2 separate regions of the Homo sapiens genome follow, and region 1 is linked to region 2. A link is a loop called in an ENCODE intact Hi-C map of the cell type or tissue named here. Cell type or tissue: CD4-positive, alpha-beta T cell. All regions are shown on one strand. Each heading gives the region's core, and the rest is flanking DNA. Links, peaks and the distances in the headings are about the cores only.

Region 1 (10,276 bases), core at 886-8,885, 79 kb before region 2:
GGATGGGTTCTCAGAGCAGGATACAACCGTGGTGGCCTTCAGGTGCCCCTGGGCCTCTCTTGGTCACAGAGGTCTGACAAGGAGAGAGGAGAGCAAAGAGCGAAACCCTTGTCTGTGCGTCTTCCCCATGTTCCAGGGGTCCACTGACAAGCCCTGAGACGCACCCTTCTCGGGAGAGAACCTTCTCGGGAGAGACCAGCCAGCCCGCGCCGCCTCCTGCCCACCCCGGGTGGCCGCGACGGGGAGTGCCCCCTCCTGCGCGGGGTGCACCGTTTCCCAGCCTCACTGCGCCACCGTGTGGCGGCCTCTTACCGTTGCAGCTCCTTATTCCTCCCCCGCCCTCCCCAAACCGGCACGCTTAGCTGTTTGGTGTTCCGTGCTCAAGTTTTCAAGGCAATTTTGTGTATAGCATCCCAGTATTTTTTTTTTGGCGAGGGGGCAGGGTCTCGCTCTGTCGTCCAGGCTGGAGTGCAGTGGCACGATCACGACTCACTGGAGCCTCCACCTCCCTCACTCAAGTGATCCTCCTGCTTCAATCTCCGGAGTAGCTGGGACCACAGGCATGTGCCACTATGCCTAGCTAATTTTTTAATTTTTTGTAGAGATAGTGTCTTCTGTGTTGCACAGGCTGGTCTCGAACTCCTGGCCTCAAGGGATCCTCTCGCCTCAGCCTCCCAAAGTGCTGGGATTACAGGCAGCATCCCGGTATTTTAAGAACTTGCAGTCTTAAGCAGAGATACCCAGATGGATGTAAGCCCTGAGCCGGGCATGTACATAAAGCAATAAAGGGCTAAGACTGAAAGCCGTAGGTTAGTGTATTTGTGTGGAGATGAGGAAGAAGAAAGAACAGCCGTAAGAGTTCCAAATATTTCACACTGGGCTGCTTAGGAGCCAGGGTGCGACCCTAGTTCAGTTGGTGGGGTGGATTTTGCTGCCCTCTTCAAAAGAGTTTTAAAAATATAGATTGATTGTGTTTTAGAGACAGGATCTCGCTCTGTCACCCAGGCTGAGTGCAGTGTCACGACCACAGCCCACTGCAGCCTGAACTCCTGGGCACATGCGATCCGTCTTCCTCAGCCTCCCAAGTAACTGGGACCACAGGTGTGTGCCACCACTTCCAGCTAATTTTTAAAATTTTTTGTAGGGATGAGGTCTCACTATGTTGCTTAGGCTGGTCTCAAACTTCTGGGCTCAAGCGATCTTCCTGCTTCCCCATCTGGAAGTACTGGGATTACAAGTGTGAGCCACCTTGCCTGGCCACGTACTTATCCAAAAAAAAAAATGCAAAAGCCAGAGTAGAACAGCCTGGATTGTTAGCCTGGGGTCTCCTTGCTTTGCATCCAGAGACCCCCTGGGGAGGGGAGGAGTCAGCCACAGGGTTCCTCCAGCAGGGAGGGGCCAAAGCATCACAAGGGGAAAAGTGCCATCTGTCATCTGTGAAGGAGCACTGCAGTTCACGTCGGAAGTCCTGCTCTTCTCCTCACTCTGTGACCTTGAGAAACTGCAGGGCCTGGCTTTCAATTTCAGAGCGTCCTCAGACTTTGCCTGTGTTCACGCCGCGTCTGCCCCGACTGCCTGTCGTGTGCCTCGGTCAGACTGGTGTATCCTTCTTCCCCCAGACGGCACTGGTTCTTCCACTTTGCTGGTAGCATGGCTTTTGCTCAGAATGCCCTTCTTTCTCCCTCTGTGCCTTTAAATCCTAGCCATCCTGAAGGTGAACTCAGATTTCTTCCATGGGGCTTTTGCAAGTCTTTCCAGCTGGGAACTTCCCTCATCCTCTCTGAAACCCTCCCTGGGACTCCACAGATCCTTCTTTTAGGAGCATTATCTGGTGCTTCGAGGTATATTCTGGTTTTTTCATACATCGTAGATATTTTGGGGACCATGTGATATTCTGATCCATGTATATAATGTGTGATGATTAAGTCAGGGCACTTGGGATGGCCATCCCTGAACATTTTTCTTTCTATTGGGAGCATAGAATATTCTAGTCATGCGTACCTTTACTGTATGTCCCTCACTAGGCGTTAAACTCTATGTGTGGACACTACATTCGATTCATCATCATGCAGTGTGCCTGACACTATGCTTTAGCCGTACTGAGTGATGAGCAGACCTCTTATTGATTGAAAAGGAATTTCCTTATTTTTTATAGCTCAACTTAAATATAATTTTTCCCAGGCTGGGCACAGTGGCTCATGCCTGTCATCCCAGCACTTTGGGAGGCTGAGACAGGCAGATCACTTGAGGCCAGGAGTTCGAGATCAACCTGGTCAACACAGCAAAACCCCATCTCAACTAAAAATACAAAAATTAGCTGGGCGTGGTGGTGTGTGCCTGTAGTCCCAGCTACTGAGGAGGCTGAAGCATGAGAATTGCGTGAATCCAGGAGGCAGAGGTTGCAGTGAGCCGAGATTGTGCCACTGCACTCCAGCCCAACTCTGTCTCAAAAAATATATATGTATATTTTATATAATATATATTTATATATTTTATATTTTTGTTTATATTTTATATATTTACTTATAATACATTTTTATATTTATTATGTACATATACATAGATATATATAATATCTCCCAGTAAGTCTCCATGAATTCCCCCCACTACCCCAAGGTGGGGGTGACGTGCCCTCTCGGTGCTTCTAGAACATGCACTCTTCCTACCACAGTGCCTGTCCTACTTATTCCAACGCCTTGTCACTTGCTTTCTCACCCACTAGATGACAAGCGCCTTGAGGAGACAGTGCGTCTGTGAGGCCTCCAGTGCGTGCGTTGCACATGGGCAAACTGTAGGAACTGAGTGGCTATCTGATGAACAGATAGATAAAGAAATGAATCCACGTGTAGATGCATGGAAGCAGGGAAGGGGAGAGGCGCTACAGATGACCTTTAAGATTGCCTTAAGCTCTAATATTTTATGATTATAGAGCTTTGAACTCTTTCTTGGGGGAGAGTGGTCCAAGGTATTTGGAAAACAGTACAGTGATCATTGTAGAGTCAGGTGGTCGTTTCCTTCCAATGGACATTGTTTGCTTCCAGAGGGGGCGGGGCCTGCTCCTCCCATTCTACGGGGAATTGCGTGTTCCCTGGGCTGAGCGTGGCCCAGAACTTGGCAAGATCTCTGGGGCGTTCATTTTTGTCACCCAGCCCCGGTAGGAGGGTGGATGGGTGGGAGGGGAACTGTTTTGGGAAAGAGTGCTGGGGAGTGTTTGTGTGTGTGATGAGTCAGGGCCCGGAGCTGGGAGCCTTCCTCTCTGCTGGCTCTCTGTGGGGGTAGTTCTCACCAGTCACCGGGAGGGTAGAGGATCACCAACTGTCTTCGGAAAGTTTGGAAAGTTTTCTTAGTCATTACGCCAAGTCAGCTGGAGCTTTATGTAACGGGGACAAGCAGAGGTATGATGGCATTGGAACGGCTGCTCCTCTTTTCGGCAGCAGCTCTCACCCGTCCCCTCCTAACTGCCAGGGCAGTGACCGGCCCTACATGTAGGATGTGGCATCTGGGGGCTAAGGGTCCCTGCTGTAGATGTCTGATTCCCGCTAGGAAAGAACTTGGGTTGTCTTAGAGAAGCCCTCGGGAAGGGCTCAGTGCATCTCGGAGGTGCTCCATCCTCCTTTTGTTATCCCACATCACGCTGGGGGTAAGAATCAAGCCAGGGTCCCCAGCACTCAGGACTCTGGTGCCTGAGCCGGAGCCGCAGAAGACCTGCTTCCCTGGCTACCGTCCCTGCTCCGGTGCTGCTGGCCGAGGCAGCCCATCTCTGCTCTCTTATCTCCTCGCTCTCCAGGCACCGGGAGATGCATACTGGGTTTCCTGTCTCTGACATTGAAGCCAATTTGCCTATCACAATTTGAGTTCTGTCAATGACAGCTCCAGATAGGGCCCGAAATGATATGCGTGTGTGGACACGCGTTCGTTCGCGTGTTTAAACGGAAAGAGATACAAAGAGAAGGAAGGATGGGAGAGGAGAGGTTTCGGGTCTGGGAGGAGCGAGGATGATGGTGACTCACCTGGCTGAGGGGACGAGGGGCACTGAGAAGCAGCAGCAATGCCCAGAGGTCTGCGGAGAGTTGCAGGGCCTTCCACAGGCCTCTTCCAGGCAGCTGAAGGCATCTTAGAGAAGCTGGGGCTTGTCCTCCTTTGTTACTTGCGGGGAGGAAACTACCCCAGGTCCGAGAACTGCTGGGGCCGGAAGCTTTGGAAAAGATGAGAAGGAGCATTGTTTTGGTTGGGAAGCAGAGCGCTGAGGAGTAGCATGGCCGCAGCATCACGCCGGGTGACTTCTCAGAGCAAGAAAGAACGGCTGCGGTTGAGAAATTAAGGTAAGAAATGAGGATACATTTCCTGACAGTGAGGAGGGCTGGCCTGACCCAGTGGCCCCAAAAGAGAGTTTCAAAATCAGGCCTCTAGTCGTCGAGCATAGACTGAACAGCAGGAGGGAGAGCTTAACAAGGAGAGGCTGGCAGGGCAGGACTAGCTGGTGGTTCTGGGACCTTCCAGCCCCACGTTACAGCTCTGGTCCTTCCTCAATGCCAGGAAGTTGTGCGGGCACCAGAGGCCTCCCGGAGGCCAGAGGGAGAAACCAGAAGGGAGGACTGCAGAGGGGGCTTGAGATGGAGTGGGACCAGAGCAAGGGGAGCAGGGGCACGAGGATGTTTGGGAGAGAGGCCGGAGAGTTTCATACCCGGGCTGGTTTCGGATCCATCCCCGGATGGGTGGGGACCAGGGTGGTGGGAGAGGTGAAGAAAGCAAGACGAGACACAGCACCTTCCCCTGCTCAGGAGCCTGGGGCAGGGCGGCGCACGACAGCACCTTCCCCTGCTCAGGAGCCTGGGGCAGGGCGGCGCACGACAGCACCTTCCCCTGCTCAGGAGCCTGGGGCAGGGCGGCGCACAGCAGCATCTTCTGCGTGCCGTCGAACTGAGAGGCCAAGCTGAGTGGAGGCTGGAGCTGTCTGTGAACCCAGTAAGGAGAAAGGAAGGAGAGAGGGCTGTGAAGGAGGGAGAAAGTTCCCCAGCGCACCACCAGGTGCCAGGCAGGGACAGCGTGGAGACAGCTGGAGGCTGCGGGCCTGGGCAAAGGCAGGGTTAAGCTTTGTCTGAAATGAGATCTTTATTTAGACAGTTGCCTTCTGCCTCTGGGCTGGTGTTAAGACCATGGCAGGCTCTATTCCCATCCTCACAGGCTGAGCCCCACGTCCCTGGAATTTCATGACCTCCCACACCTTCTTGCCTATTCCCAGAGGGTTGGGACACTTTTTGTTGTTTCCAGTAGATTATGTAGGACTTGGGGGGGTCTAAAGCAAGCCCTAACCCAGTGGCATTTAGTGCCCATCTTTGATCTGTGTCCACCTTGCCCTGTTCTTTGCTTGGATCTGTTTGTGTGACTGATGGCTCAAGCAAGGCCCTCCTTCCTCAGTCTACAGCTGTTCCTGCCTCTTCCTGGTCCCTAGAATCCACAGATCCGGCCATGGTGTCTCAACTGCATTGCTGGGTTTCCTTACTGGTCAGCTTCTAAGAGTAGAGAAGGCACCAGAGCAGAGAAGTTATGCCCGAAGCCATCAGAACCGCACTGCCCAGGCTGAATGCAGGATTCGCACCTGCCAGCGGTAGCCCTGAGCAAGTCACAGAATGCTAGGGAAGGCTGGGAAGAGCATTTGCCTTGAAGACGAGCTGTGAGGACTGGAAGCCAGCATGCATGGAACGTCATCTTTGCTTGTGGCTTCAATGTGGGAAGCTCTCAGGCAGTGTGCTCTCCCATATGTAATCATACTTGCCCCAAACACAGACAACGCATTCCAGCGATGCTAGCCGCCTCCCTCCTGTACCAAGAACAGCCCATGCTCAGCCCCAGTTTTATGCACATAAACGTCCTCCCACCTCCGGTACAGCTACTCACACTCCCCCACCTTGAGGCCGCACTAAAGTGCCGCCTCCTTCCCAAAGCCTTCCCTGATCAGCCCAACCCATGCAGATCTCTTCCTGCTTTGCCTTATTCTGCTCCAGCCAGTGCCTTGAAATGTAACGTTTCCATCATAGAATTATCCCATTTGGGAGCTGGAGGAGTCCTTAGAAATGGCTCCAGTCAGTTGCTCTTAACCAGAAGGGTTAATAAGCAGGAGGTACATCCCCATGACATCCCGGTGGCACCTACCGCTCGCCTCGCCGGTTGGCCATCACAGTCCTACTAAACTTGCTGCTGCCTCGGATTCCTCCTCAGCACAGTGCTCCAGGCATCAGTACCCATCAATCAGATGCGCCACTGCCATCCACAATCCAGGCCATGAGAAGTTGTCTATAACTTGGTGTAGCTGGAGCTTTTGGAAGTACAGGGACCTGCTTCAGGCCTGAGGCCTGGGGATAGAACTCTGGTCTTACCTCTATCCAGGGCTCCTCAGACTATGCCAGGGGCCTCTTTAATAGTTTTTTGACTCTTCTCTGCCTGTGAGTCTTGCCTTCCCAACCAGTGAATTTGAGCTGTGATATTTGTGGGGATGTCCTCCCCAGCGCTGAGCACGAGACAGGACATGTCACGTGCTCACTGGTTGATGTATTGACTGCTTGGAGCTTTCCCCCAGCTCCTCTAACTTGTGTTCAGAGCTCAGTCAAAAGGGCAGGGGGAATTGGGGTGGCATGGAGACTCAGTCTCTCTGCCGATAGATAAGTCTGCCAGGACTTCCCCGGTACCTCCTCTCTGCCCACAGCAGCCACAGGTATTCTGAACATGCTGAAAGACAAGACAGGGTCTGGACATCAGGAGCCCAGAAAGATCATCTTCGTCCTGTAGCTCGGTGGCTCGGCCTCGGGAGGCTGTCTTGCAGGGCCTCACTGATCATCATTCAGAGGGAGCTGCATGGGGAAGGAGAGGGAGATGGTGCAGTTGGATGCCTGCCTCTCTTGGGCACTGATGGGCTGGGTGAGGGTCTCTTGAAGGGTGGTCCCCCCTTGAGTGGGAGCAGATGGACTGGAGGGGCATGGCTCACGTACAGGTTGGTGGAGGAGCTTCCCCCAACCTGGGCCCTGGAGGACACAGTTCCCAAATGGAGTCTTTTCTTCCTATGCTGTTGAAAGGCGGCACTACCATCTGCTCAGGTCCATGCGCTGGAAACTTTAGGGTCCTCCAGTGGCCCCAGGCCTGTCCCTTCCTTCCTCTAGCCCTCAGCAGGTTCTCCTGCTCTCTTCTTGCCAATGTGCGGCCTCCTGGTCTTGCTGCAGACCCAGCCCTCCTTCCCCCCGGTCTCATCTGCAGGTCTGCAGTGCCCCTGGCTGAGCTTTCTAGACATGTCACAATGTTGCCAGATTTTTCTTTCTGAAACTTAGATTTTATGATGTCATTCCCTGCTTGAAAATCGTGGTCACCGCACTGTCTTCAGGAGAAGGTGAAACCCCCCAGCCCAGGCCTTCTCAGCCTCTGTGCTCTCTGCATTCTGGGGGGGCTCTGCTCTGCTGTGGGGGCTGCCCTGTGCATGGTGGGTGCTTAGCAGCACCCTGGCCCTACCCACCAGGGGCGGGGAGCAGCCTCCCTCCCACTCCTGCAAGTTGTGACAACCAAACATGTCTCCAGCCATTGCCAAATGACCTCTGAGGGGTAAAATCGGTTGAGAATCACTGTGGTAGCCTATAAAATAGGATAATAATAACTAATGACAATGCTTACTTACTCAGCTCTGTGCTAACAGCTTTCCATGAGGTCTCTCATTTAATCTTCAAAATATCTCTATAGGGAAGGCCCTATTAGTATCTCCATCTTACAGATGCTCAGAAGGCAGAAGGAGTCCAGATCTTTCAAGATAAAAAGACTTTTTCCTTCCATGTGGGGTAAGAAGAGAGGTAGATAATTCAAAATCACTTCTCCTTCAGGCAAGAGCCACAGAACCGGAGGCAAGTCAGGCAGGCTTGAGCTCCAGTCTGTCTGCTGGCAAGATCTGATTTCTCCCCACGAGCCCCTGTCCACGCTTCCCAATCCCACACCTTCATGCAGGCCAGTTCCCTGCCTGAGAAGTTCCTCTTTGGCCTGGGGAGATCTGTTCATTATTCAGGGCCCAGGCAAAAGCCCCTGTCCTGTTCTCTGTGAAGGCCCCCAGGCCCCAGGAGGAAGAGAGAATTATCCCTTCTGCGTGGCTCATGACCACACACACCCTGGGTGACGAGTCCTGCAATGGCTAATTGTGCAGGCATCTTATTCTGTGCCAGCCTATCTTGGGGCAGGGGTCTGGGGGTGGGGACTCCGGCTGGTCCTCCTTCATCATGATGACATGGAGTGCCTTGCACAGAGCGCTGGATCCCCAAATGTGTGTGGAGTGGAATGCAGTGGGGCAGTAGGCGGGTAGTGGCTCCTTCCAGGACGTGACGCTGAGCCCACTGGACACCAGGAACCACAGGGCCTCCCGGCAGGCAAGGGAGACCGAGGGCCCCTCCTCTGGGCTGACGCAGACTCTCAGCAGAAGACATGGCTTAAGGAGCAACACATGGCTGGGTTTTGGCCGCCTTGGCTGGGGCCTCTGAGCCATGCCTAAACTGCAGACTTGAGGGATGATGCAGCTCAGAGCTTGCTTTGGTGTCTGGAGTAACGAAGGCTCGTGTTCTCTCTCACGCAGGCTTCTAAGAGTGTGTGCATGCAGGCACGTGCTGCTGTGCGTGAGTGCACAGCATGTGTGCTGTGTGGAAAGAGAGGCTGTGGGTGCCCTTTCCCAGGCGTGCCGCATCACTGAGGCACTGGTCATAGGCAGCATTTGCGCATTTCTGCTCTTGACACTGGGTTGCATACACAGTCCTGTCACACAGAGTCAAGGTCCAGGAACCCACCAGCGTTCTAGAGCCTTGAAGAGTGCTGTCCGCTCCCTGCCTGCCCCACGTTGCACCTAGGCAGACGGCAGTCCGAGCTCCGCTCCCCGCCTGCCCCACACTGCACCTAGGCAGATGGCAATCCGAGCTCGCTCTCCTTTCTCCCTCTCTCCCGGCTAGAGGAACGGAGCTCACACAGCATTGACCCCTGCCTGGCCTCTCTAAGCAGTTGCCAGACCCCCTGTAGCTGGATGACCACTGGACTGGGGAGGCGGTCTCGGCCAATGGTGGTGGGCAGGTGGGATCAGCTGAATGAGTCCCAGGAGAAGCCAAGTGCAGAAGCTGGCACTTCGTGTTTCCTATTGCCAACCAGCAGAGAAAGGCCTTCTTGAGAAGAAGTCATAATTTTTGGAAGAGTGGCTGAACAGAGAAGAAACAAGGCACAGGGGCTGGGGCCATTCCCCAAGATAGGCCCAGACTGTGCCTGTGGCCATGTGCCTCATGAGAGTGTGCCCACCTGGGTCGTGTGAGGCAGGGGCTGGGGTGGGGAGGCAGTTATACTTGTGAAGTATGCATAGTGGGTAGCTGTACACCAACCCACGTGAAGAGAGTGTAGGCCGGAGTTTCCAGGGACGTTTCTGGCCTCACTCCTGCTTGCACGTATGCATGGTACGCGTGTGTACATGCCAGAATAAGAGCATGTGCACCCTGTCTGTGTCAGTGTGTCCCTGCTGTACACACATACACCCCACGTGCCTTCATCTCTGCACCTTCAGGGGTACCCACCTCTGGGCCCAAGCTCTAAATTAGCAGACACACACACACGGCATTCATGGTCTCCAGACTCCTCTACATTTGAAAACAGACAAGGGGAAAAAAAGGGCCAAGAGACAAGACGAGCTAAAAATAGCCGAATATAAGCTCTTCAGATCAGAAAGCTCGGTGTTTTAGTGAGTCACCAGTTTTCCAGACTGAGCATGCACGCACGCACACACACATGCAAACACAAACACCGACATCCCGCCAAGTCACGCCCGCATTGCCGAAGATGCCCTGGGTCCCACACACCCTGTGCTCTGTTCTCACAAGGTAAAATCACCCTCCAAAAGTGGTGATTCTCTGGTCTCTGCTGAATGCTCTCTTGTTGAGCTTGGAAGGCACGAACTATTCCCCAGCTCCCTGCAAACACCTATGCACTTTCATCTCCGCCTTCTCAGCCTCTTCTGATTTGTCTGTGTTTCCTAACCCCAGCCCCACTCCACTTTGTAATGGTTGGCAGAAGACAATGGTCTTTCTGTCCTACTAAGGGTTATGCTGCACTTTTCAGGGGGCCCTGACGCTGGAGAGGTCAGACAGCTCTCTGCACAGCATCTCTGGAGCTGGCCTTTGTGCTTAGGGAGAGGAGACAGCTCCGGACGCCATGCAAGATTTATGAATGTGTTTTGTTAATTGCATTAGTGGCTCTGTGGGAGGATGGTGTGTGCTTTGGCCTT
Region 2 (10,276 bases), core at 719-8,718:
TTTGTCTGGTGGAGAAGTGGCTGGGCATTTCTCCAACACCCCAAAGGGATGATGGGGCAGGGTCCATTGCAGGGGAGGGCACGCCACAGGCCTCCACAACGGCAGAGGAGTTTTGGCTCGGAGGTGTGTGTCGCAGGATGCCGGGCCCCTCCCACCGTAACTGATGGTGGGTGTGCTCACACGTGGAGCTAGGAGAGCAGCCGGGGAGGGGGCTGGGATGGGCTAGAATCCAGCTCCTCACTTGGCCAGAGCATGCTTCCTGTGAGCCTCAGAGTGTCCTCTTCTCTAGCCAATGGCATGCGTCTGTACCCCTGCATATGAGTGGGCCTGTGTGCTTTTTGTGTACGTGCATGTAGACATGCATGAAAGTGTCTGTCTATATCAAGCTATGTATGTGTCTACATGTGGATACCCATATGTGGCCCGGTGCATTGTGTGTGCATGCTGATCCATATGCTTCTTGGGCAAGGGGATGAATGCATGTGTGTGTGTGCATGTGCATACATGTGTGCATGCACATTCCAAGTTTGCACGTGCAGGTCTCTTGCCGGGCTTTGCCTTGGGCCATTGGTTCCTAGAGGGTGAGTTTGGGTTTGTCCTCCATGCTCCAGGGTCGATGGCATTGATCCAAGAGGAGTGAAGAATCAATTGTAATTTGGTTGGAGGGCCTGGCACCAGAGTGTGTGAAGAGTAATTAGAGGGAGAGGAGCCGATGCAGAGGGCTGGGCCCACTGCTCTTGGTAGGGGCTGCAGGCCTGTGGGCAGATGGGGGCAGCGTGGGCGGAGCAAAGCCTCATTCAGCAGGTTCCGGGACTCTTCATGTGAGTGCTTGATGCCCAGCACAGCCTCCTTTCCTTTCCTGGGCTCAGGACAAGCTCCGAGAAAAGCCCACAGGGAGTGTTGGGGTGGAGGCCACGCTGCTTGTTTGCTGGTCTACAGCGTGATGGGAACAGCATCTCCTGACAGACACCGTGTCTTTCACCACCAGGCGTCTCTTACATGATAATAGAATCACACGTCATTTATTCAACTTGCCTTTCAACAAATTTCCATTTTTCTTTTCTCCTTTGAACCTTATATCATAATCATGAGACGAGATAACAAGTATCAAGCCCCACTTTGTGGCTGCAGAAATGGAGGCACATGTGCAAGGTGACTTGCTAGGGTTCCCATAATGAGTGATTGGCAGAGCCTGGTTCACAGTTCAGGCCCAGCTCGGCCAGCACAGGGGTTCCTCTAGCAACAGGTCACAGAGCTTGTGTGTGTCTGAGGACACCTGGTCATCTGGAGAGAAGGTTTGTGGTTTGGAGTATGGTCCCTGCTCCTACAAGGGCCGTGGCTCCCCAAGCTGTGCCTGAGCCTCAGGGGCTTTGCAGAGGCTCTACTCTCGGGCCCTGCTTCCAGGCTGTGATTCAGCAGGTCTGGGGGCATCTGAGGTGAAGTCCGGAAGCTGAGTTCTTATCATGTGCTCCAGGTGATCCTGACACCGGTGGTCCATGAGCCTGGTTTGGCGGAACAGAAACAGAGCTTTAGGGGGTGGAAACCCAGAGAGATGTCAGGAAGCAGGTAGTACCAGCTCAGGGCAGGGGCTGCTACAGGGAAGCCTGAGTGCCTGGCATCCCGCCTGCCTGTGGTAGGGTAGGAGAGAAGTGGGGCCATCTCTGCTGTGAGTGAAGAGTGAAGATGGAAGGACCAAATGACCGTTCTTGAAAACCCGGGCTGTTCTGAGGCTCCTTAAGACTCTTGTTCTATGGGCTTTGGAAGAGAAGCAGCTGCATCTTTCTTAGGCAGTGGAGGGTCGGGGGGCGCAGGTTCAGGAAACAGGAGGGGAACATGACAGGAGACAGAAAACGAGTAAGAACAAAACAGAGAGCAGAGTGCTTGGGTGCCTTCACTGACTGCTAATGGTGACAGATTCACAGCCATTGCTGTTAAACGCCTGAGATCATTTGCCAGCGTGAGGAGCACAAGGGAAGAATTCTGTCCTAACAGATTCATCAGCAAGGAGGGGAAGGAAGGGGGACCAGCTCAGGGCTGGGAAGACTGCCTGGGATTCTGGGAAGAAAAGGAAGATTGGGACAGCATAGGAGATGGGGTAAAATGAGGGTCTGAAAGCCCCTCCGTCCCTGGCCAGTGACTGTTCTGCCCTGCACAGCAGCCAACCAAGCATGAGAGGTATGGGGCTTCCAAAAAGATGGGGTGTGTGCTTATGTAAGTGAAATGATTCCATTCTGAGCATCAGAGAACCTTCTACAGAAAGCAGCAGGTCATAGGATGAGGCTGGTCGGGGACCTAGCAGTGCCCAGAGGTCTCCTTTGCCTAAAGTAATCTGCAAAGTAGTTCTCGGTCTCCACATCCAAGAACTACTTTGAAACATCAGAAGTACCTTCTTGAATCCACAGAACCCTCCTGACTGTCCTTCTGGGACCTGTCCTAGGATGACTCGGCTTAACACCGGTCCTCCTAGCATAGTGATTCTCAGATAGGTCACAGACCTGGTGACGGGTTTCACATGAGGGAAGGTGGTTGAGGGGTGGTGACGGGAGGAGCAGAGGGATAAACGGACAGCATACAGCTTTAGGGGTTGGAAGGAGAAGAGAGATGTCAGGTGAGACAAAAGTTATAATTAAGAGAAGGATTAGAAGGATTTCAGGGTGACTTGAAATTATCTTCTTAATTTTCTAGAAACTATTTTGACCTCTTAGCTAGTCACGGACTGACTAAGGAGAGAGTCAAAAGCCATGCGAGGGTGCATATGCCTGCCCACCCCTCTTGGCCCATCTTCTACCCATTTCTCCCTTCTTGGTGTGATGCGCCAGTCCCAGATGGCACCCGTCCCCACCCGGTTTCCTGTATTCATTTCGGTTCTCATTCCTTGCACAATTACTCATACATGAGCTAGGCTGGGATGCATAACAATATACCCTAACATTCGTATAATGCTGTGCAGTCCTCAAGCTCCTTTTAGACCCATGACGTCATTGGATGCACACGGCATGCCACGAAGGAGGTCACACAGTGTCATGGCTGAGAATACAGATTCTGGAGGCGGGCTGCCTGGGTTCCAATTCAGTTTCTACTCCTACCATTGGTGTGATCTTAGGCAAGTGCTTTCGTTTATTCTTCTATACAGTGAGGATAGTAACAGATCATTCCATTTAATGTCATGAGGATTCAAGGATTTAATCTTTGTAAAGTGCTTATAACAGGACTTGGCGTTCACGAAGCTCAATATGTGTTAGTATTATTATGGTGATTATTCCAGGTTAGTAGACAGGAAACTGAGACTCACATGGGGTGAGTAACCTGCCTACATCTCAAAAATTTGGCAAGACTGGGGCATGAACCCAGATCTCCTGGCTTATGGTCCCGCAACATGGCAATGCTGTGTCACCAAGGAAATCAATATGCTTTGCACAGACTATTCATCTCCTGGCCTGGAAGTGCCTGGGGCTGGGAGCCAGAGTGGTTGTTAGCGATATTGACAGTGTTCTCTAGTACATGTTAGGCACAGTGCTGGGTGCTGTATGGTCTCCAGTCATTTGATCATCCCGACAGCCCTGAGAGGTAGGTATTTTCAACCCCTGTTTATAAGACTCCTGGGTCAACAGGGTTGGACTTGAATATATCTGACTTAGCTGGTCTTCTGGATGCAGGTAAGCGGCCTCTGGTGTCCTGCACCTCTGAGAACTGCTCCAGGCTTCGCAGCCCTGCTATGGAGGCGCTGTCCACAGTGCTGAAGGACTCGGCTGGACCACCACTGCCCCCAGCCTGGGGCACACGGGTGTGTGTGTACAAGGCTCTCTGTTCACTCCCCTGCACCCCTATCCTCAGACAAGGGGCTTTCTGATGCCACATGTCTCTCTGATTTCCAGAGGCTCAGAAACCAGGGTGCTTTACAGGATGAGAGTCATCTGTCCATCCTAAACCTCTCTCCCTTTCTTGGGCGTGTGGGGCACTACGGATCTACAGGTACAGCGCAGCATGTGTGTGAGTGCACACGCGTGCATGTGCACACACAGCCGGTGTGCCGTTGCTGTATCTGTATGCATCTCTAGGTTCTCTACTGGCCTGCGTGTATGTGAGAAAGTGTGTGGGTGGCAGGTCTCTATGGGGTGGCACAGCACCTGTCTGCGTGGGTGGTGTGCGAGTGTGTGTCCCTGGAGTGTGCGTGGTGTGGGGAGTATGTGGGGGAGGCTAACGACTGTGGTCTGTGGGGTGCTGGCTGTACTGCAGTTGTGAGGTCTAGTTTTCTTGGCTTCATCTTTACCTTTTCCGTGAGTCGCCCTGTACGCAGCCGTATGTGCAGACACGCAGGGACGTATGCACACACTCACACACGCATGCACGCACACACACCTGTGTCCTCAAAGCTTTTCACACCTCCTTCTTCCATATCCACTGACACACGGGTAGCGCCCTGCATGAGGGTGCAGCGCTCACATGTGCATGCAGACACTGAGCCAGGTGCACACGGAACACAAGCACACACACCCGGGCCCCTGGCTGACCCCGCAGAAGAGGTTCGTTGCTCCCCGCCGCTTTCCTGTCCCTGATCTTGCGCCTCTTGTCTCCTCCCAGGGGCAGGATCTTGTCCTTTGTCTCTTCTCTCTTGGGAGTGGCGTTCTTTGGCCTGGTGGTCTCGGTAGATCATTCCGGGGCTCGGTCTCAGCACAGTGAGGAGGGTTAGGCACTAGCCGGCATGGCCGCATTTCCGCGCGGAAACCGGATTTGTCCTCCTTCTGCCAGTCGGTTCCGCGAGGCTCCCGCCGGCGCCACCTGCTGACGGTCGCTCCCCAGCGCCTGTAGCCCGGGCGGGTGGGACCCGGGGGTGCCCCGGAGGCCGGGACTGCGTGAGGCATCGGCAGCCTGGACGCTGGGACCGGAGCAGGGGTGGAGAAGGTGGGTATGGGGGGACAAGTCTCCCTGGGACCTGCTTTAGGCAAGACGAGAAGGGTGTCCTGGGTACGTCTATGCCAGGAGTTCTGGTGTGGGAGAGCACGAGGCCCACCTGCACATGAACACGTGTGTTCACGCGTCCTACCTGCACACAACCCACGTTAGCCTCGCGATGCGTGAGGATGTGGCACACACTTGCACATACGAGCAGCTCCAGAGGGAGCAGATGGTGAAGATAACATATGTGTGGTTATCTGAAGAGATTCTGCGTGTGAGTGTGTGCGCAGGAGGGCCCACATTGGTGTGTGGACCTCTGTACGTGTGATTTTGCATACGTGTGTGTGTTCCTACAATGTCTGTGTGTGCAGCATGTTGCTTGTGTGTGTGTTTGTGGAAACACGTGGGTTTTAGTTATGTTAGCACACCATATGGTAAAAGCCTGGGCATTTCTGATTATGCCAAACCCTTCAACCTAGACACAGGTCTCTGAAAAACTGTCAACATTTTCTTCTACACTGCCAACTCCTGATCCCCCCAAGGGCACTGCCTGTCCTGCCTGTCCTTCAGCTGATACTCAGCCTCCTCCCCTTCTCTTCCTTCGTGCCCTTCTCTAAATGCCCATAAATCATGTTAGAGTCAGACTCGGTGGAATTCCGTGTACAGAGATTTCCCAGCTACCATCATTTCAGGGCTGAGGGTGGCTGAACCAGCCACTGACCCCTTCTTCTCTGCCAAGAGCAGCCCGTTGGCCTGGATGATGAATGGTGAACCATCCACCCTGGCCCCTCCTCAGTCCCTGCTTTTTCACAGGGCTCATGCCTCAAAGAACCTCCACAAAGGGACAGCAGCCCAGGGCAGAGAAAGGCCCCTTCTCCCCACAGCAAATGCTCTTTTCAAACCAGCCTCCCTCTTGTTGGAATGTTGCAGAGGCTGCTCGGTGCCCCTCAATTAACCTTGGGAAGCTGCCAGGAGAGCAGCCCTCGCAGAGCCAGCCCCTCCGTCTCCTTCTCCCCATATTCCCCCTTCCATCAGCTCATTGTCCCGGATTCCCCATGAGACTCTCTTTTCAGTGCCTCCACTGGCCTCCTCCCACACGCACCCCGCCCCCACCACTGCCCCAGGCTCCCCTGGCAGCTGTGCCCACCACCAAGGCCCAGGCTCTGTTTTTCCAAGTTGCTTTCCTAGAAAGGGAGTGGGGAGGGAGTCCAGCTTCTGAGCCCTCCCCAGTCAGGGCTCTGGATCAACTCTCCTTTCTCAAACAGGTGCCGTTATTATGTTTATTCCTCTCACCCTGCCCCCAGGAACACACCCTTCTCATTCATACACACCCAAATATCCTTGACAGCCAGGCCTCGCCGGGTTGGGCAGTCCTCTCTATCCTCTATCTCATGTTTTCCCCTTGTCTTTAACCACCTAGAACAGACACTGGGCTGCAGACAAGGTCAGAGGTTAAGCACCACCCTCTAATTCTAGTCAGGGCCATTGCAACCACATCCCACAGGGCAGATGGAGGTCCGGCTGCGCTCTCCTCACTGGGCTTCTGGTAGACCTCCTGTGCATAGCACCTCTTGAGCACTTGCTGCGGACTGGCTGCCATACTAACCTCTTAGCTCACTAATTCTTCTGAGCAACCCTGTTGTCTCTTAGCTGTACGTACTGTGAGGGCAAGAACCATGTTTGTGTTACTTGTCTTGCACCTAGTAAAGTGCTCAGCTCCCAGTAGGTGCTTGGCACACGTTGGTTTGTTCAGACTGTTGATTGAGTGGTTGGACATTTGTAAAAAAACGAGGCTTAGGGAGGTTACGCAACTTGCTTAAGGAGGCACTGGTGGTGAGGAGAGGCAGGGACAGGACCCAGGTCTTCTGACTCAGAGTCCAGGAATCTCTCCTCTGTGCCATATTTGCCTTGTGTCCAAGTACCATGGAAACTTGTTGCTGTGGTACCCTCTGCCATGGACGTGTTTTCCAAGAATAAATCCGGATCTGTCTCTAGGCTGTCCATACCACTCTGAAGCCCAGCGAGGGGAGGGACAGAGAGGAGGAGAGGAGAGAAACAGAGAAGGGAGGGGTTAGGATAGAAGACTGTGAAAGAGGCCGGGCAGCGGGGTAGCAGCGGAGGAAGGCAGGCTGATGTTTCCATCTGACCTCTGCCCCCTGTCTGGTCCCCAGCCCCTCTCTTCCTGTCCCCTGCACCTGCTGGGGCAATGTGCATGCCAAGGCTCCCGGGAAGGGTGGGGGCAGTGAGATAAAGCTGCATTGGGCATCTCCAGTAATACCACACAAGGCCCTTTTGTGTGGGTGTTGAGAGCTCAGTGTGGAGAGGTCCGGGAATGAGAGGTCTGGGGGTCGAATGGGTACAAGAATAGACCCCCTAGAGCCCTCCAGCTGTGGCTCCAGGGCCCAGTCTCCTCCCCCACCCCCAGCCTATCCATCTGCAGGCCCAAAGCAGAAGCGCAGGCCCCCCACACCCCTGCGAGGGCCTCTTTCCTCTCTCCAGCCCCCACTTCTGTGCCCTCGGCTTCAGTTTTGTTTCGGCCAAGAGAGGTGCTTTCTCCTCAGCATTTCCTTCCACCCAGACCTGTTTCTCACCACCTCCCTCCAAATTAACCTACAACTCGCCCCATTTGCCTATGCCTCCTTTCCACCTTTCTGAGTGGACTTATTTCCTCATTCTCCCCCAACACAGTTCTGTTCTAAACATGGAAGCCTGTTCCTCGTGCCACACACTGACCAGCCGGGCTACCTCCTTGCCACTTCCGCACGTTCGGTTGCCACACATCTTTAGGGAATGCCCACTTGGCTAGGTGCTGCACAGGCCAGCCCCTTGACCTCAGCAAGTTTCAGAGCAGCAGCTTTCCTGGCTGGCAGTCTCTTATTCTTCCATTCCGTCTCTCCCTCTCCTTTCTTGAAGACTGAGCTCAGACCTCACTTCCTTCACTCAGCCCTCACCATCTGCACCATCTCCATTTTCTTTTCCTTCTTTTTTTTTTTTTTTTTTGAGATGGAGTTTCCATCTTGTTGTCCAGGCTGGAGTACAATGGTACAATCTCGGCTCACTGCCACCTCCACCTCTCGGGTTCAAGTGATTCTCCTGCCTCAACTTCCCGAGTAGCTGGGATTACAGGCACCTGCCACCAAGCCAGGCTAATTTTTTGTATTTTTTGTAGAGATGGGGTTTCACCATGTTGGCCAGGGTGGTCTTGAACTCCTGACCTCAGGTGATCCGCCTGCCCCGGCCTCCCAAAGTGCTGGGATTACAGGCATGAGCCACGGCGCCATTGTCCTGTTCTACTGCAATTCAAGTCTGGGCCATCATCACTCTTGCGATGGTGTAGACAGAGTTTAGTAAGTGCCGTTCATGTGGTCAGCCTTGTTTTTCCATCCAGGTGCCAAGGTCCTGAGTGACTGAGACTGTGGCTGGTCACTCTGGTGTTCTCCATAGGGCCTAGCACAGTGCTGACTGCAGGCTGGTGTCCAGGTGCTACTCATTCATTGTGGAATCCCTTCTGCTGGTGCTTCTTGAGCGTAGGCCCTGGGCCTGTCTGTTTCTGGCATTCTAGCATGGCTTGCTCCTTGGCTGACTCCTCACAGCTTCTTGAGCCACTGCTCGAGTCCACCTTTTGGCAGTTTCAAGGTTGCCATTTGCCTGAGTCCAGGACTCCATGTGCCTCTGTGGAAGGTCTGTGCTGTACTAGAATCTCTGGCTATTCAAGCCTTGGGGAGAAAGCCAGGTCTCATTTTCTTCCTGTATCATATCACAGGGCCATGACATTGGGCTGCTGGAGAGTCTGTGACAAAGAAACTGCCCATCAGAGTCTTCAGATCCTTCTCTCCTGGGCCTTAGTTCCCACTACCTTCTACGGTCCCTTTTCCAGATGGAGGAAGTAGAACTCAGACAAAGAGAATGACCCACACCTTTGGGCTGCTGGGGCCAGAGCTGGATGGTGCAGTGGAGCCCTGATTCTAGCTGTCTTCCAGACTTCTGGATGCCAAGAGTTTGAGTGAGGTTCGCTCTGCTCATCTGTCACTGCGCCTTGCAGCTGGGGCCTGTGGCCATGGGCAGACAAGGGCATACTCAGGTGGGCCAGGGTAGCCCCAGGAGGCCTGAGAACAACATTTTTAATGATGCAGACATTGGCGAGGTGAGGAGTTGCTGAACAGTGTGGGTGAAATGTTCCTGGGGGGCAGTTCACAAGCAGGGCTATCTATATAGGGCTCCTGAGTTCTATGGGACAAATTTCATGCAGAGTAATGAACTTCCTTTCTGTAGTCCTACCTTAAGTCACACAACAATGAAATATGTTTTCTCTGAGATTGTTCAGAGCTGGCCTGGAACACCTAGAAGAAAGAGGAGAGGGATTAGTAAGGCTGAGGGTGCTGTCCACCTAGTTTTCAAATAAACTTATCCTAAATTATAGGTCTACTTTCGACCTTGGGCAAGGACTCCTCCCTTCTCAGCCAGGCAAGAAATGAATACAGTTCAGCTAAAATTCTAGTTTCTTTATCATTAATTTCTACTACATTGCCACAAACAAATCTTTAAGAACTTGGACTTCAGGCTCAGCATGAGAGAATTCTGCTCTGTAGAGATGCATGTTTATACCTGTGCACACACAAATGACCAGGACAGGTTCTGAGAGAGTGTCATCTGCTGCCCACTTGCATATGTGGGCAGCAGTTAGCATACATGTTACCTCTGCCGTATGCGCGGGATGGTGAGAGCACAGGGAAGCAACATTAGGCTGCACCCTGCAATGGATGGGATTTGGGTAGATCCTCTTCCTGGGCTGTGGACTCATCTGGATGAAATATAAAATGATCCTATGGTGGTCGGAACGGGTATCTTAAGCTAGGAAGGGCTGGATCAGTCTCTGGGTCTGTTACCACCACCTAACCAAGCTGTGGCCTTCAGAGGAGATTGCACCTCAATAGAACTCTGGACATTGTAGCAATTTTTTTAAAATGGGGTCTTGTTCTATCACCTGGCCTGGAGTACAGTAGTGCAATCATAGCTCACTGTAGCCCAGAACTCCTGGGCTCAAGGGATCCTCACACCTCAGCCTCCCAAGTAGCTGGGACGACAGGAGCATGCCACCGTGCTGCTAATTTAAAATTTTTTTTTTTTTTGTAGAGATGGGGTCTTGCTTTGTTACCCAGGCTGGTCTCAACTTCCTGACTTCAAGCGGTCCTCTTGCCTCAGCCACCCAAAGTGCTGGGATTATAGGGGTGAGTCACCATGCCCAACCTGGTAAATTTGACTCATAATGAAGTTTGCGTTTGAATAAGACAAAGTATTCAGGAATTTATATTTGGAGAGGGCAAGATGGATGGTTAGAATATCTACTTGGGTCCAGAAAAACAACTTAAGACCAGAGGCC

The links. Peaks named below come from ENCODE experiments on the same cell type or tissue, not always from the same donor. Only the 100,000 strongest peaks of a DNase experiment are listed, where the experiment ranks them.
Region 1: it touches region 2 in a loop (3-fold over the local background); 50 of 110 quality-filtered maps call a loop at or near these places.

The regions. Positions count from the first base shown.
Region 1 is chr11:134,040,680-134,050,955 of GRCh38, reverse strand. LINC02731 (long intergenic non-protein coding RNA 2731) reads right to left here. Exons shown (of 3, transcript NR_027276.1): 3 at 9,615-10,276. Among named protein-coding and RNA genes, the nearest start is that of LINC02731, 14 kb to the right of the region's middle. RefSeq lists enhancers at 3,292-4,491, 4,340-4,840, 4,841-5,341. In CD4-positive, alpha-beta T cell, for the core only: no CTCF peak of the experiment used is centred there; a DNase peak (open chromatin) is centred at 5,045; H3K27me3 peaks cover 445 bases.
Region 2 is chr11:133,961,958-133,972,233 of GRCh38, reverse strand. No RefSeq gene overlaps it. Among named protein-coding and RNA genes, the nearest start is that of IGSF9B, 10 kb to the right of the region's middle. In CD4-positive, alpha-beta T cell, for the core only: a CTCF peak has its summit at 4,803 (motif pointing left); a DNase peak (open chromatin) is centred at 4,753; H3K4me3 peaks cover 574 bases; H3K27me3 peaks cover 227 bases.